Linked DNA regions of Mus musculus: region 2 is linked to region 1. Evidence: chromatin loops called from intact Hi-C (ENCODE). Cell type or tissue: left cerebral cortex. All regions are shown on one strand. Links, peaks and the distances in the headings refer to the core of each region. The heading gives the core; the rest is flanking DNA. Region 1 has its middle 140 kb from the start of Actr3. Region 2 has its middle 200 kb from the start of Actr3.

Region 1 (8,953 bases), core at 491-8,490:
CAATGAATCTATTTATGTACAGGAGGTGGCTGAACTCTGGGGTGTCAACATTTATCAGCCAGGAAAATGGGAAATCATCTGTTCAGAGGGAAAATCCACTGAAAGTCTAAAAGTAATGTGCTGTCTTCATTTGGGCTTCCATGGGTGATTAAAATACCTTACAAAACACATTATCTAAAAAGAATCCTCTGGGCTCAGGAGAGGTTCATAGTATGGTTGTAAGTGTTTGCCACACCACAAGAACCTGGGGAGGTCAACAGCCTGGACCTCAGTGGTGGGCCAGCTTACCTGAATTGATAAGTCCCAAATCACTGAGAGATCTCATATGAAAAAATAATAATAATAATAATGTCATTCTGAGGAATGCCATTCAAGGTTGATCTCTGGCCTCTATTCATATGTACACACATATAATACATATGCCCTTGCACTCCAACACATAAACATGGACATATATGTCCTCATACATACATACAAACACATACAGAAAGATTAGATTGGAGAACAGGCAAATAAACAGATCATATAAAGACAGACAAGAAAACAGTTTCCATTTGAGAAAGAAGGCGGCCTTAAACATTACTAATCCTGCTGGCACTTGGATCGCCACCTCCCAACCTCCATAACTATGAAGGAATAAATTCTTCTGTTGTTTAAATCCTCCAATTAGAAACAAATTGACTAAGATCCAAAGTGTTGGGCAAGAGGAAGACTTTGAAACTGTAATTACATATCTAGCCAAATGGATATTTGATCTGGGGTTCGAAACCAGAACATTTTTCTTAATAGTGAAGAATTCATAAAGTTACTTCTTAGATAACATCTTTGAAAAATTGCTAATATGTGCATATATATATATATGTCCAGAGACTCAACAAGTAAAGCTGACTAAGAAAGCATTGCAGTTTTGCTCCGAAGGGTGGATGATAGTCAGCTCCTTGGAGATCAAAAGAAGAAAGTGTTGTGACTAAGATATTGGTCAAGTCTTGAGTATTGGACTCTCTACCAAATTTCTGCCAAACATTGCTTTATGCCACGCTTCATAATGCAGGCTAAGCCTTCCAAATAGCACTGAACTGATTGTCGTTGCTAAGTCTCTGTCAAGCCAAGCTCTCCATTCAGTGGTCAGTAAATAGCATGGGATCTGCACAGTCCATTTGCTGCAACTCAGTTTGACTGGTGTCAGAATCGTCAGCACTTCCTGGCACCAATGAGTACCGAAAATGAGTTTTTGTAATAAATGCTTCCTAGGAAAGAACAAAGTCAGACATCCATCACCCCCCAACCCCATTTAAGGCACGGCTCACACCCTTTGGGTCCGGAGACACTGTCTCTAATCAGCTTCCTTCAGCCACAGTGAGCTTTGTTCTGAACATCAGGAACGTTTTAGTGGATGAATTAGACTTAATAGAGAACAAGCAAGATGCAAACTTTATATGCCTCAGTACAGGGGAACGCCAGGGCCAAGAAGTGGGAGTGGGTGGGAAGGGGAGTGGCGGGGGGAGGGGAGTGGGAGGAGGGTATGGGGAACTTTTAGGATAGCATTTGAAATGTAAATGAAGAAAATACCTAATTAAAAAAAAATAGAGAACAAGCAAGGAAAAAAAAGTGCTCATTTTTGCAAATAAACCTGACCACATCCAATGCTGTTACTTGTGTCCGGGTAGGTACATTGCTGAATGTGGCTGTGCATCGAAGTGTGGACTGGCACATGTGAAAGCCAGAAGACGGCCTTGGCTTTGCTCCTCAGGTGCTGCTAACAGTGAGGCTCCCTTATTGATCTGGAGTTTATCAATTCACCTAAGCTGCTAGACAGGAAGCCCCAGAGATTCTTTTGTCTCCACTTCCTCAGTGCTGGGATTCCAAATGCTTCCCTGACAACATTTCTGTTACCTCTTTTGATTATATAGCTTGAGGTATTTGCCATTACTCTGGCTGTCTTTAGATATGAAAATAGCCAATGAAGTCATCCCTGGAACACCAGACCAACCCAACATGGTACTAAGGATGTTAGTTCATAGAATATCCTTCATCTCTGATCTACCAAGCCCTGGGATTAGAAGAGCCTCTCTGGTCACTATAGAGGATTGAAGCAGTGTCTTCCTCTCTCGATGTTTTCTGAGAATTTCTTGGTCTGGACTTCAGTTTTATTGCTTCAGGCAATCCTTTTCCACATCTGATCCTTCCTTTCCTTCCAGGATCTATTTCAATGAACACCAATAAAGTCTCGAGTGACTTTCCTGGGCAGGAACCACAAAAGGTGTGCTCAAGCCCTCTCCTTCAGATTCAATCTATATCTTTCCAGCGAATACGCTCCTTGAGTATTGACAGTAGGCAGCCGCTGGGATAGGGAGGGCCAGGTTAGTTTTCTCTAGGGGTGTGGTCCCAGTAGATTATTCACATTCTTGTGCATATGGGCAGCACCAATTAGACTTGGTGGGTTATTAATAACAAAAATATAAAATAAAGAAAGGACACAAAGTTGGAAGTGAGAGAAATAGGAGCAATAGGGAGAGTTGGAGAAAGGTTGTGGTGGATGAATACAATATATATATATTTATATATATATATATATTGAATAAATATATAGACCTTTCAAAGAATAAAATATGCTTTTAAACCAAATATAGTGGAACACACTATTAGTCCCAGTACCTGAAAGGCACAGGTAAGCTGATTTCTATGAGTTAGAAGCCAAACTGATATTGATATATATATATAGTGCATTCTAGGCCAGCAAGAGCTACTTAGTAAGACCTTCTTGTTGTTGTGTTGTGTGTGTGTGTTTGTGTGTGTGTGTGTGTGTGTGTGTGTTTAAGAGGACATGAAGTTGGGAGGAGGAGGGGGATAGGATTTTGGAAGAGTTGGAGAGGGAGTAGGTAGTGAATTAAAAATATGTTGTATGCATTATGGAATTCTCAAGGAATAAATAAAAATACTATATTTAAAACACAGAAAAGAATATGCTCTTTGGTCTCAGTATCCAGCAGAATCAACTTAATCTCAGCCAGTCCTCAGTGGTACTGTCTGAGAGCTGACCAGCCATAGTCTCAGTCGTCTGTCTTTAGTCTGTCTTTACTCATTGTAGACAATGATCAGATAACCTTGCCTGACTCCCCCAAAATTCCAAGGAATGTGGCTAGACCTTCTGAGTAATTTCCTGGAGTTTGTTTCCTTCCTTTAGAGGAAGACCAGAGAGAGAAGGCTCAGTAGGTAAAAGTACCTGCTGTGCAAGTCAGGCAATCTGGGTTCGATTCCCAGAACCCATGGTGGAAGGAGAGAACTGCCTCTTGAAGCTGTTCTGACTTCTACATGTGTCGTGGCACACATGCGCACATACCCTTGCACATTTATATCATGCACATATACACACACAATAAAAATAACAAAATGTCTGTTATATGGGAGGAGAAGAACTGTACAGAGCCTTCACCCTCTGCAGAGGTAAACTCTCTTCAGTCTCCCTCGAATGGATGCTGGACGTGGGAGATGGGCCAGGGAGAAGGAAGGAATGAGCTCCACATGCTCTTTGCATATCCTTCCCAGGTGGCCTCGTCTAGCACACTGTCTTCAAAGACTGGATGCTTGGCAGGATTTGGTTTAATTCTGACTTTGGAATCTTTGCTGAAAATCTGAGACAAGGGAAAAAGTGTCATTGAACAACTTGTGACACTTCAGTATGTATGAATCCTGACAAAATTGCCTTGTTTTCTGATTACCACTAACCTGCCATATTTAAACGTTGGGAAGACAAGAGCTTAGAGAAAGTAAAGCAAGTGGAGAAAACCTAAAGTTCCTCACAGGCTAAAGGAGGAACTTTAGAGACACTTGTCTGTTTCTGAGTTTCCGTCTCTTCGAAAGGCCCTGTTCGCTTCTCTAGATGGTCCCCAGCATCCATCTCTGAATGGTAGTGGTACTTGCTAGCCTGAACTGACTGCACAGATGGTCTACGTCACCCTTAGGATGCGCATGAGCTATTCGCCTCAGAATCAAGGATGGCACTGAAAGCTAGAAACAGAAATTCTCCTTCCTTAGGAGGTAAAGCCCTGCTGGAGGAAGGGCATCACTAAGGGCAGGTTTTAAGGGCTTATAATCCACTCTACTTTCTTTTCCCCTCTCTTCACTTCCTGTATGCAGATGAAATGTGATTGCTCGGCTTCCTCCTGCTGCTGCTAGGTTTTCTCGACATATGGACTTTTATTCCACTGGAACTGCAAACTAAAATTAACCTTCCTTTCTGTAAGTTGCTGCTGCTCAGAATATTTTATCACAGCAACAGAAAAGTAGCTAACGCATGGCTCAAGCCTTATGATATAAATTCTTACCCACGTAAAAAGACAGATGTGGTGGAGCACATATGGAATGCCAACACTGCTATGACAAGATGGGAGGTGGAGACAGGATAATCATCCGGTAAGCTAGCCTGGAGTGCTAGTGCCGCTGAAACAAAAGAGAGCCTGACTTAACAAAGTGGAAAGAGAGAACTGACTCTTTGTTGTTGTTGTTGTTGTTGTTGTTGTTGTTGTTGTTCGAGACAGGGTTACTCTGTATAGCTCTGGCTGCCCTGGAACTCACGCTGTAGACCAGGCTGGCCTCGAACTCAGAAATCCACCTGCCTCTGCCTCCCGAGTGCTGGGATTAAAGGCGTGTGCCACCACGCTCGAACTGACTCTTAAAGGTTGCTCTCAGACCACCACACATGCACTGTGGCACACATTCTCACACTCACAGATCGTACACACTCACACATACCAATAATATTATGTTTTAATGTTTAGAGAAATGTTTCAGTTTGTGAGGGAGAGAGAGAAATGTGGTAGCACCGAAATACACAGAAAGAGAAGAAAAGAAGAAGATCCTGGTTTCTAGTTATCTCTGTGCTGACTGACTGTCTGACTACCTGCCCTGTTGGTCTCCGATGTTCCTTGTATCCTTACACAAGTCAGCTCCTTTTCCTTTCAACAAACGAAGGTTTCTTTCTGTTTCTTCAACCCATTTATCTATGTTAGCATATTGTCTAAGCTCTGCCCCACAGTTACCTGGCAATAGCCAGTTATGCCTGACTCACTATAAAGGGGGCTGCTCAGCCCCACATCCTTTCTCTCTTGCTCTTGCCTACTTGCGCTCCGCTCTGTCCTCTCACCCTTTCAGCCCCCTCTCTCCCCATTCCCCTCCCCACTCTCTCTCCAAGAGCTCATGGCCAGCATCTACTTCTGTCCTCTCTCCTCCCTCTCCCTCTCCTTTTCTCTGTCTCTACTACCCTCTCAACTCCCCTCCCATGTCCTGAATAAACTTTATTCTATACTATGGCGTCATGTGGCTTAGTACCTCAGGAGGAAGGGATGCCTCAGCATGGGCATGGGCCCACAGAGGCACCCTCTTCCCCCACACCTGACTACACATCCACCAAACATATCCCCTCTCTCTTTATCTTTTTATAAACACAACAATCTATGTCATATAGAACCATGATAGGTACACAAAATAGAGTTGTGGACATAGCACCAGCAGATAGATAGCACAGCTAATTAGAGAAATCATTACAGAACTTAGTATCTGTGGGTAGTTCCAAGAGATTAGCAGGATTAAAATATCCCAATGAGAAAGTAGTGTGAGCTAAAGCAGAGATAGGGACTAGATACAAAGCTGAGAGGTTGCTCCAAAACTACAGCCTCTGTGTCATGTGACAGAAACCCCAATGGGTGTGCACTTTTTCTTTCTTGAAGAGAGATGCAAAGCAGAATTGGACTCTAGTCTAGAATGAGAAAGTGAAGCTTATTAAATCTAGACCCTAAATTCACATGCTGTGATTCCCCATTCTAAGGCACACATGCTTGGTCAAAAGATGCTCCAAGAGCAACAGAAAGCTACTATAAAATAAATCCCTTTCTTCTTTTTGCTTTTTGATTTTTATTTGTTTGTTTGTTTATTTGTTTGTTTTGGGGTATATATGTGTGTTTGCATATTGATAAGCATGTATGTTTAAGTATATGTGCGTGCCCTTGCATGTTCAGAGACCAAAAACTTCAACTGTCATTCCTTAGTTGCTACCCACCTTAATTTTTAGTTTTGGTTTTGGTTCCAGGTCATTCGTCAACCTGGAACACACTGATTTGGCTAAGCTGACTGGCCAGTGAGTTCCAGAAATATATCTCTGCCTATGCAGTGCTGAAATTGTGCCTTTTTCTCTATGTAGATTCAGGCCCAGGTCCTCATGCTTTCAAGGCAGGCACTTTACTGAGATATCTCTATAACCTCAATAAAATTATGCTTTCAAAACACTCTCCACCACTGTCAATAAGACAAAAAGGACACCAATTGGATTGGGAAAGGATTTTTGCCAGTCCTAAATGCAATAGGTGACTAATATCCAATATACACAAAGAAATCAAGAAGGTGGACTCCAGAAAATCAAATAACCCCATTAAAGTATGGGGCACATAGCTAAAGAGAATTCTCAACTGAGAAATACTGAATGGCTGAGAAGCACCTGAAAAAATGTTCAACATCCTTAATCATCAGGGAAATGCAAATCAAAACAACCCTGAGATTCCACTCACACCAGTCAGAATGGCTAAGATCAAAAATTCAGGTAACAGCAGATGCTGGTGAGGATGTTGAGAAAGAGGAACACTCCTCCATTGCTGGTGGAATTGCAAGCTTGTACAACCACTCTGGAAATCAGTCTGGCAGTTCCTCAGAAAATTGGACGTAGTACTACTGAAAGATCCAGCAATACCTCTCCTGGGCATATACCCAGAAGATGTTCCAACTGGTAATAAGGACACATGCTCCACTATGTTCATAGCAGCCTTATGTGTAATAGCCAGAAGCTGGAAAGAACCCAGATGTCCCTCAACAGAGGAATGGATATTGAAAATGTGGTACATTTACACAATGGAGCACTACTCAGCTATTAAAAACAATGAATTTATGAAATTCTTGGACAAATGGAAGAATCTGAAGGATATCATCCTTAGTGAGGTAACCCAATCACAAAAGAACTCACTTGATATGCATTCAGTGATAAGTGGATATTAGCCCAGAAACTTAGAATACCCAAGATACAATTTGCAAAACACATGAAACTCAAGAAGAACAAAGACCAAAGTGTGGATACTTTGTCTGTCCTTAGAATGGGGAACAAAACACCCATGTAAGGAGTTACAGAGACAAAGTTTGGAGCTGAGACAGAAGAAAGGACCATGCAGAGACTGACCCATCCAGGGATCCATACCATAATCAACCACCAAATGCAGACACTATTGCATATGCCAGCAAGAGTTTGCTGACAGGACCCTGATATAGCTGTCTCTTGTGAGGTGATGCCAATGCCTGGCAAATACAGAAGTGGATCCTCACAGTCATCTATTGGATGGAACACACAGCCCCCAATGGAGGAGTTAGAGAAAGTACCCAATGAGATGAGAGGGTCTATAACCCTATAGGAGGAACAGCAATATGAACTAACCAGTACCCCCTGAGCTTGTGTCTCTAGCTGCACATGTAGCAGAAGATGGCCTAATCGGCCATCATTGGGAGGAGAGGCCCTTGGTCTTGCAAAGATTATATGCCCCAATACAGGGGAATGCCAGCGCCAGGAAGCAGGAGTGGGTGGGTTGGGGAGCAGGGTAGAGGGAGGGTATAAGGGACTTTCGGGATAGCATTTGAATTGTAAATGAAGAAAATATCTAATAAAAATTATTTAGATAATTAAAAAACACTCTCCACCAATATTTTGTACTTCATAAACCATGTAATACTAAACTACCTGGGATTAAGGATTGGCGCTGCCACTGAGAAACTTTAACCCAAGTCATGACCTCACTGGGAACCATCATTCTCATCCAGGAAATGGGCACAACAATTTTATAGACTAGAAAGGAACGGTATCTGTACTTAGCTTTTCATGACAACTTGAAACATCCTACAGTCATTTAAGAAGGAGTCTCAACTAAAGTATGTCCAGTCAGACTGTCCTATGAGCATGTCTGTGGGGAATTGTCTTAATTATTAATTGATGCAGGGTAGCCCAGCCCACTGTGGGGGGCACCATTCCCTGGGCAGATGGGCCTATAAATATGAGACATCAGCAAAGCATGAGCCTGTGAAGGAGCCAGTAAGCACATTGCCCTGTGGTTTCTGATTCAAGTTCCTGGTTGAGTTTCTGCCCTGGCTACTCTTAGTGATGGACTGTGAGTCGTGAGCCATAGATGAAATAAACCCTTTCAAGCCCTAAATTGTCTGGGGTGGTGGAGTTTGTCACAGCAACAGAAAGGAAAGTAGAACACTAGCTTAGTTACTTTCCCCACTGCTGTGAAAAGAATACCCTGGCAAAGGGGAGAAAAGCTTTAATTTTGGCTCATAGTTCCGGGTTGTCCATCCCTGGAGGGAAGTCCCAGCAGAAGAAGCTTCAGGGAGCTGGTCACGCCACATCTACAGTAAAGAAGCAGAGAGCACCGAATGCCTGTGCTCAGCTCACTTTCCCTTCCTTCATACCTTCTCAGATCCCAGCTCAGGGAATGGCGCCGCCCACAGTAAGTAGGTATATACGCTTTGGTTAATCGAATCAAGACAACTTCCCCACACACATACACACACACAGACAAGTCTAAAGACATGTGATTTTAGATCTGATCAAGTAGACAATTGAGATGAAACACCACAGATGCCTATAAAGAATAGATATTTGAAGACCTGGGAAGTATGTAAAAAGCTATTTCGTATATAGATAAATCTCTAAGATAAAGTTAGTAGAAGGAGGATTTAGACCATGATCCCTGGTTGTTGTTCAAATGAGCAGCTTAGGTTCTCATCGGGATGTGGCTCACTTGGTAGAGGGAGGGCTTGCCTAACATGCCCAATACCCTGGGTGCAATCCCCAGCGATTCCTAACGCAACTAGAACATGACTGCAACCCCAGTACTTGAAAGGTAGTGGGAGGAAGATCAAA
Region 2 (8,953 bases), core at 699-8,698, 53 kb before region 1:
AACATCAGTGTAAACCCCAACAACCAATGCTATAAATATTTGTCCTTATACCCACAAGTAAATGTAATCTTATCATCAAGGGAAATCTCTCCTTCCACCAGAGACCAACCACTACAGGAAACCAGAACTAATCAACATTAACGGTGAGAATCCCAGTTCCAATGGATATTGGAAAAAGGCTCCTACACCAAAGTCCCAGGGAACTTTGTAGAAGAGGGGACAAAAAGATTGTCATGACCAGAGGACCAGAGAATCTGCTGTGAGACTGCGTCTCTTAGCAATGTCAGAAAATATATACATCAATTCTCACCAATATAATTTCCTAAGCATGAGCTGAACAGGGATGACACTAATAGGTGTGCTAACACAGAAGGGCCTCATGAAACCTCAACACAACTATAGACAAAGTAATGGTGAAAGTGGGAAAAAACAAATCAATGGATTAAACATTACCAGACTGAAAATGTACACATAAGGAACACTATCCTGACTGAACAGGTTATATTTAGGATTGAATATGAATATGAGGGAGTCCATGCAGGTGTATTCAGGCAGGAAAATGAAGATGTGGGATTGAAAACTTGGTTCAAGTTGACTTTGTTAACTTGAATCAAAACTTCTAGAGATTCTGATACCAGGTGGTTTATTCCCAACAAATCTAAGCACAGTGTAATTTAGAAAAAAAATCCTAAAATAATACAATGCTCTATGCACAAGGAAGCATAATTACATTGAAACTCAATTCAGGATGTATGTAATTTATTACAAGAAGATGAATTCTGGAGATAGGCTACCTGTGGTAACTTAAGGGCCAACGGAAAAATCTGACCTAGTCTCATTAATACAGATAGCATAGAGATCATTTGGTTGGTTAGCCACTTCTGATCCTCATTATGGCAGCTCTGGGAACCTCTGGCTATACAGATCATGTAAGGGTCATAGACATTACTAGCCACCTCCTGTAATAGTTCTATGAGCTTGATATTATGTGGCCCAACAGATAACATGGCTTACCACGCTATTAACCACCTCCAATTCTCAGTCTTCTGGGGAAAATAATTATACATCCTTCTCTTTGAAAGAACCCTCTTAACGTTCTTGGTTTCCCTGAAAATATGTGAGGGAAAGATCTTCACACTCCCAGGGTGCATATACATATACATACTTATTTATATATACATGCATACATATACATAAGCATGTAATAGCAATTAATGAAAAAAGAGGATATGAATTTGAAAGAGAGCAACGATGGCCATATGAGAGGGTTTGGAGGGAAAAAAAGAAATGATGTAATTGTAATATCAGAAAGAAAAGAAAAACTCCTTTTGTAAAACTCCTATCCCTAATAAGTTTTCTTCAACAGAGTTTCCTTGGGTATACATATTGGATGGATCACAGGGCCCCCAATGGAGGAGCTAGAGAAAGTACCCAAGGAGCTGAAGGGATCTGCAATCCTATCTGTGGAACAACAATATGAACTAACCAGTACCCCCTGGAGCTCTTTTCTCTAGCTGCATATAAATCAGAAGATGGCCTAGTCGGCCATCAGTGGAAAGAAAGGCCCATTGGTCATGCAAACTTTATATGCCTCAGGACAGGGGAATGCCAGGGCCAAGAAGTGGGAGTGGGGGGGGGGGGGGAGCGTGGGGGGGACTTTTGGGATAGCATTGGAAATGTAAAAGAAATAAATACCCAATTTAAAAAAAAAAAAAAAAAAAAAAAGAGTAGGCAGGCCCCATGCCCACCAGTAGGTGGCCAACACAAAATGAACTCAATAGCATTAGGTGTTTTTTCTCTCATAATGTTTTGTCAGGGATTTTTTGCAGGGAGGAAATTTGTGTGTGTGTGTGTGTGTGTGTAAAGAAAGAGAAATCTGATCCCTAATCCCCATTTTCCTGAACACTAGCCCTAAGTCATGAGCTTTACCATTAGCCACTTGAAGCTACAAGAAATCCTTTCTCATCATTACTAGAAAATAGAAGCATATTTCCCAAGAAAACCATTCTCAGCAGGCAGCAAGATAACTCTGTGGACATAGGCACTTGCTACCAGGCCTGATGACCTAAGTTCACTCTCTGGGACTCACATGACTAAGTAGAAAACTGACTCCTTCAAGTTGGACTCTGACCTCCACATACGTGCTGTCACATACATATGCACAAATATATAATTAAACGTAACTTTTTAAAAAAATATTAAAAGAGATTGAACAAAAATGGACTGTAGCCCCACTATTCCCTTCAAGGACATACTCTCCATGACCTAAAGACTTCCCATTAGACACCACATCTTAGAGCTTCTACCAGCTCCCAATATCAGTACACTGGGAGCCAAGCCTTTGTGAAACCATCAAGATTTAAAGGACAGCATTTGAAAAGGCACAACTTATACATGCAGAGCTGGGCACATGGTCAAGACAAGCCTGATGAGAGCTATCTCATCTAGGGATAGACCTAAAGGTCTGTGGAAGCTTGAAGAAATGTGTAAGGTCAGTAGTTGTTAAAGACTTGTATCCATATGAACAGTTAGCCCCTCTGCAGAGGCATGTTCAGTCACTTAATAGACATAGAAATGACTCCACAAACAATATCTGAATATTGGCATTATCAACAGACACACTAACGCAGAAGTGGAAAAATCTCACATGGTCTCATCCCTGGACAAAGAACTACAGGCAACTAATGACTTCTGAGAGAGGATGAGTTAGTCTTTTCCAGGGTTTGAAACTCCTAAAGTAAAGCACCCCTAAAGCCATATACACACAAACAACAAAAACTGGACTCAGCAGCTCATCTTTATATATTATGCATATAGATAATATATATATGTGCATAAATGTTTAACATGCATAACAATGATAACCATGGAAGAAGAGGCTAACAATTAGAAAGAGTGAGAGAGGACATAGAAAAAGTCTGGGGAGGGCCTGGGAGGGGCAGGATGTTGGAAAGAGAAGAGGGATAGTGATGTATTGTGTTTTATTTTAAAATATATAAAAATTTTAAAGAATTTTCTCACCAGTGATTGGCAGATCAGTAAATAAACCATGGAGAGATGTCAGCATCACAGGAGACAATGAAGCACAGCTAGCAAATGCTTACCTAACACGCGCAAGGCCCTGGGCTCCATCCTCAGCTATCTAGCCAGTTCAGGACCAGTTTTGAATTCAAGAAAACTGCCTAAAGAATCAACTGAAGAATAAATTAATAAATGTTTAATTTTATCATTATTAAATATACATCATTTTTTAATAATAGGAAAGAAAAGGCAAGACATGTCACCTGCTTTAAAACATAACCCTCATGGCATAAAATAAGGATAGGCAAAACAACTGACAAAGTACAGGTCTTGATAGTGATGGTGGTGATGGTGGTGATCGTGGTGTGGTGGTTGTGTGGTGGTGTGGTGGTAGTAATGGTGGAGTGATGGTGGTGGTGGTGGTGATGGTGGTGGTAATGGTGTGATAGTGTGGTGTGGTGTGGTATGGTGGTGGTGTGGTAGTATGGTTGTGGTGGTGTGGTCGTGGTGGTAGTGGTGGTGGTATGGTATGGTAGTGGTATGTTGATTTGTGGTGATATGGTAGTTGTGGTGGTGGTGGTTGTGGTGGTGGTGGTATGGTGGTGTGATGATGGTGGTGGTGGTGGAGTTGGTTATGGTAGTGATGTAGTGGTGTGGTATTATGGTGGTGGTGTGATGTCATGATGGTGGTATGATGTTATGATGGTGGTGTTGTCTTATGGTAGTGGTGTGGTGGTATGGTAGTGGTAGTGGTGGTGGTTGTGGTGGTAGTGGTGGTAGTACTGTGATAGTGTGGTGGTGGCACCTAAGGTAATGGTGATGGCAGTATGTAACATAATGTACCCATGCATTTAAAGCCTAAATTGCAAGTCCAAATATGAGTCATCTGCCTTACACTTTCCTTTTCCTTCAAACTTGCCTCCCCAATTTCCTCACTGTTCTCAGTCCTCTAGTACCAGGTCCTAAAACCTCTTGTAGATAGTTCACTTCAAATCTCAGTATCTACACTTACTAGTCTTCTAGAGCCATCTTTCCTGCTTGGCTTCCAAAGAGCGTGTGTCTCAAAGTTGTCCCAAGGCTCTGCATTCTCTGAGGAGGAGCAGCTGTACAAAGTCGGACTCAACACACACCCACCCGGCAGGCTCAGCAGGCACCTCAGGCGGCCTTGGAAGGAAAAGGATGATTTTGGAAACCAAGAGTCTATGCCATCATTTTAATGAAATAAGAACAGACTTTTTGGCTTGCGTCCATTTGCCACGTTACCACTCACAGACAAGCTTCTCCGGGGTGATTCATCAGTCAGCCATCCCATCGTGAGCAGCAGAGAAACAAATCACCAGGCCTTGCACATCATAAAAATGGAAATGGAGGAGGTTGTTCATTAATGCAGATGAGTTTTAAGCTTGGAATGCTTTGCTCTGTTGAGATTAACGTGCGCACACAAGGAACTCTCCATGGGCCTTGGATCCTAGTAATATATAGTCCTTATTACCTTGCAGACTAATGAACCTTCAAAATCCAGAAGGGCAAAGTCAGAGAGCGCAGATTCAGATCAGAGCCCTGCATGGGAGCCAGAGACCATGGCTGCCTGAAACAGGATTCTCTGTGATGCTCCACCCCTGCCATCATCCTGAGGCAGCAGATGATACTACAGTGGATCTACTCTTTTAAAATGAAATAAATAAATAAAAATGATTTTATATATCTTCTACCTACTTCCCAACCATACAGCTGAGCAATAGGCTAATCAAAAGAAAAAGAAAAAGAAAAAGAAAAAGAAAAAGAAAAAGAAAAAGAAAAAGAAAAAGAAAAAGAAAAAGAAAAAAGTTAATTGTGCAATGGTCCTATCAAAACAGAAACCTATTTCAATAGGTTTAGCATAGGGGCCCTCAGAGATGACTCAGTCAGTCAGACATTTGTTACACAAGCATGAGGACCTGGAGGACCTGAGTCTGATCGCCAGCAGCCACACAAAAAGTCAGCTGTAATGGTACAGGCTCGGGATGCCATCGATGTGGAGGGAGTCTCAGAGACAGAAAAAATGCTGGGCTTGCTAGCCAGCTGCTCTAACTGAATTGGTGAGCTCCAGGACAAAGTCTACCTCAAAATTAAGAGAGAAAGAGACTGAGGACAAAACCTTCCATTGTCTTCTGAACTCAACATGCATGAATATACATACATACAAACATACACACACACACACACACACACACACACACGCTAAGGAGGCCTTAGATTTCTTGATCTGAAGGGAGACCAGTGGAAGGGTCCAGTCTTTGAAAAAACAATGAAGACTTTCCACACACTTTTTCTGGTGATGGGAGGAATCATTGAAATGCTTCAGATAACACCACACAAGCAGCTACTTCCTCCAATCTGATTAGAGTTGAGTTTGATATCCAAACAAGTCTGTAGTCTAGGCCAGTTCTGAAAAGCACTACAATGGACAGGGTAGCCTGTCTCTTCTGTTCTCTCTGCTCCCTTCCTTTCTCTTTCTTTCTCCCTTTCTCTTCCTTTCCCCCTCCTCTCCTCTCCTCCCCCTCCTGCTCCCTCTCTCTCCTGTCCCATGTATCTCCTCTCATACTTCACTCATTCTTATTTAATAACTTCTTCTCTTACTGTCCAATGATAACTAAGACAGCCACATAGACGAGACTCAACCCATTGCTTGCCAGTGATTATTATTACAATGACTACATGCGGTTGACTAGAATTAACTATAGAGCAAGCATTGTACTAAGTACTTTCCATCAAAATATGTGGCCCATTTAATCCTATGAGGTAAAAAGGTATTGTGATTTTACTAAAGTGACAGAGAAAGCAACACAAGCATGTGCTAGCTGTTGGTTGCTCTCAGAATTCAGCAAGGTTACTCCAAATAATGAGAATAAAGACATAGATGAAAGAAAGACATAACAATTAGGAATGAAGAGAAGGGCGAGGGAGGAAGTTGGGGAAGAAAACAGGAAGAAGAGAAAAAATTTAGAGAGGGAAGGAAAGGAAAAAAAGAAGAAGGATGTAAATAGGGAAGCTATGAAAGGAGGGGAAGGGAGTAAGGAAGGGAAAAGGAAGAGAGGGAAGGAGAGAAAATGAGGGAAGAAAGGAGGAGGGGGAGTCAATGTTATGATCACAGATATATAGCACTATTTGATGAATTTGAATATTATCTTAATACTTGCATATCAGATTCTTGCCAAAGGACATAATATCAAATGTCTACTTTGGTCCTTATATAACCCTCAGTGATTAGAAATCATTTTTCCTGGAGGACTGCCTAAAGAATATGTACTCTATTCCTTCGTTCAGATCAATAGTTCTCAATAATTGGGGAGAGTTCAGAGGTGCCTTTATAAATCTTACAGACTTTTGGATCCTTTTCCTAAAAATATAGATGAATAAGGAATTTTGGATGATCAACAAACAACTTTCTTGGCTCCATGATGGATTCTCTAGGGACTGTTATCTCTAAATGACTGCTCTTGAACACTATGGCCTGAAGTCCCCAGGACCTTGTCCTCTTCCTACAGTGGCCAGAATGGAGTCTGGATGAAAAACTGCATCTGGGACACACTTCTCACAGAAGCTGCGAGTGACTTAGATAGGTCAAAGCACTGAATTCTCTGCATGAGTTAGAGGAGAGAATTCTCTGCATGAGTTAGAGGAGAGACTATGAGGCAGGAGCATGTCTGGTGAGTAAAGTTCTTACCTGACTTCATAATGACACTTCTATCAGTCCAGGATGAAGTCCAGGCAGGAGAGCATGATATGGCATCTCTTAGGTGAGATATACACATCCCAATTTGAAATACCAAAGCAGTTAATTTCTAGAGTTGCAAAAACTTGCAAGGCACACATACATATTCCCTTAAAATGGCTCCCTCTAGGCCACAGCATTCTCTCCTGTCTCTCCACCAATCTAATCTGCTTTACACCCAATGCTACAAATATACATACAAAACAGGCAGTTCCTTCCAGCAGTTAATGAAAGCCAAGAAGTCTGTCTCACTATGAATAGCATTAAATGCAAAAAGCATGAGATGGATCAGAAGTTAAGAGTGTTTGCTCATGTTTCACAGTACCCTAATTCAGTTCCCAGCACCCACGTAGGGTGGCTCACTGCCACCTTTAACTCCAGGCCCCGGGAATCTGATACCCTTACTGGCTTCCATGGGCATTTAAGTGCACCTATCCACACATAGACATACACAGAGTCAAAAATAAAGTAAGTATTTTAAAAATAATTTAAAGCACATCAAGATCTTATGTGCAAAGTGAATAATTATTCCATCATTTTCTATAAAAAAAAATAGAAAAATACCAATATGCTTATGTTTAGAGGATGAGTTTGTTTTTCTTTACTTTTGAAAAGCCTGTTACTATACAACCTGTTACTATACAAGCTTCTGATAATATAAATATGTATAAAAGAAGTCTAAATGGAATCACTATACAATGGGGAAACAATGCTCCAAGTAGACATCATATGCCACCAAATAAAATCTCCAGAGAATGGGTAACGCCTTTTTTTTCTTTTAGTGATTGGCAAACACAGCAGGCTGTTATTAATGCTATTGATTCTCCTCCATAGCCTAAAATGGTAACGTCCTGTTTCTGGACATTATATCATCAAGCACAGAGAAATCATAGAGGTGTTCAACTAGAAGTTCCATCCCTACTGACCAATGTCCATGGTGCTAGAATGTTCTATACACATTTCTGGAAAGGTTCCCATCAATATCACTTAGCTATGAACACTCCACTCCACAATGGCAACCTGCCTCCAAGATATACCCACTGTTGTAGCATGTAATTATTAAAAAAAAACAATCCACACTAAAGCCGGCTACATTCCAGCGACACAGTCTCAGTCTTTTACCAGCCCAGTACATTGCCCAAGGTGGAGACTGCATCTTTCTCCTAGTCAATGCCTCTCCCACCAATGATGGTTCTGGCAGCTGTGGGTGTGCTCTCACCAGCCTGTGCTCCACTGTGGTGACCTTTCCCCTGGAGTTTGATCCTTGCCCAATTTTCCTGTCCCAAAGCCTGGCCAAATTCTGCCCTGGCTATGTTCTTTCCCTCTGACCCACCTGAGTTGCTGCAAATGGAAAACACCAGACAATCTTAGTTTAGAATCAACAGATAACACAGCCGCTGAGTGAAAAATCTATCATCCTAAACTCATCGACTATTCTATGTTAGAAATCTTCCAGTAGCAGTGGTGGAATCTGCCACCAGATCTAACAGTTCCTGGTCTACATGTTGCCTCCTTTCGCTCCCACCTCGCTGTCCAAAAGGACCATTCCTCCCTGCTGCATTCCCTCTTCCTCTCTTGGACCCAGAAGTCCTGCCTCTCCTCCTTGCCCAGCGATTGGCTTCTTGTCATCTTTATTATCCAATCAATTGATTAGGGGAAAATTCCACTACACACTGGTGCAGCAGTGAGTGGCACAACCATTATGGGAGTGGCCAACCAGTTCATTGTTAGGTTTAAGGACCACTCGATGAGATATAACCCATATATAACAATATTAATGAGGCCAAGACCCTGAGAGCAGATAGGTCATTGGCCCAAGGGGAAAACTAATGGCATTTTTCTGATAAATGAATACACCAATGAAAATGACTCCTGGTGACATACTGCTATTGCCCATGGGTCAGCTCATCAGGCGCTGTCAGAGAAGCTTCTGACAGTAGACGATAATTAACATAAAGACCCACAGCTAAACAGTGTGCATAGAGTGGAAAACTTTGGAGCACTCGGCCCTTAATGTAGTGAGATGTCTTTATCAGCCTCCTCCTGTAAAGGCTCAGAGATCTGTTTGGAAAAGGAGGAGGGATGATGTAAGAGCAGAGGTGGTAGAAGACTTCAAAGAAGCAGCAGCTTCCAGTCACAATGGAGGGATGGTCATAGGAACTCATAGAGCCTGTGACT

Evidence for each region. A loop is a pair of places that touch in the nucleus more often than their neighbours do. Peaks named below come from ENCODE experiments on the same cell type or tissue, not always from the same donor. Only the 100,000 strongest peaks of a DNase experiment are listed, where the experiment ranks them.
Region 2: it touches region 1 in a loop (10-fold over the local background); 2 of 42 quality-filtered maps call a loop at or near these places.

The regions. Positions count from the first base shown.
Region 1 is chr1:125,286,579-125,295,531 of GRCm38, forward strand. No RefSeq gene overlaps it. Among named protein-coding and RNA genes, the nearest start is that of Actr3, 140 kb to the right of the region's middle. In left cerebral cortex, for the core only: no CTCF peak of the experiment used is centred there; DNase peaks (open chromatin) are centred at 3,622 and 4,261; H3K27ac peaks cover 360 bases.
Region 2 is chr1:125,232,873-125,241,825 of GRCm38, forward strand. No RefSeq gene overlaps it. Among named protein-coding and RNA genes, the nearest start is that of Actr3, 200 kb to the right of the region's middle. In left cerebral cortex, for the core only: a CTCF peak has its summit at 1,765; DNase peaks (open chromatin) are centred at 4,240 and 7,026; H3K27ac peaks cover 545 bases.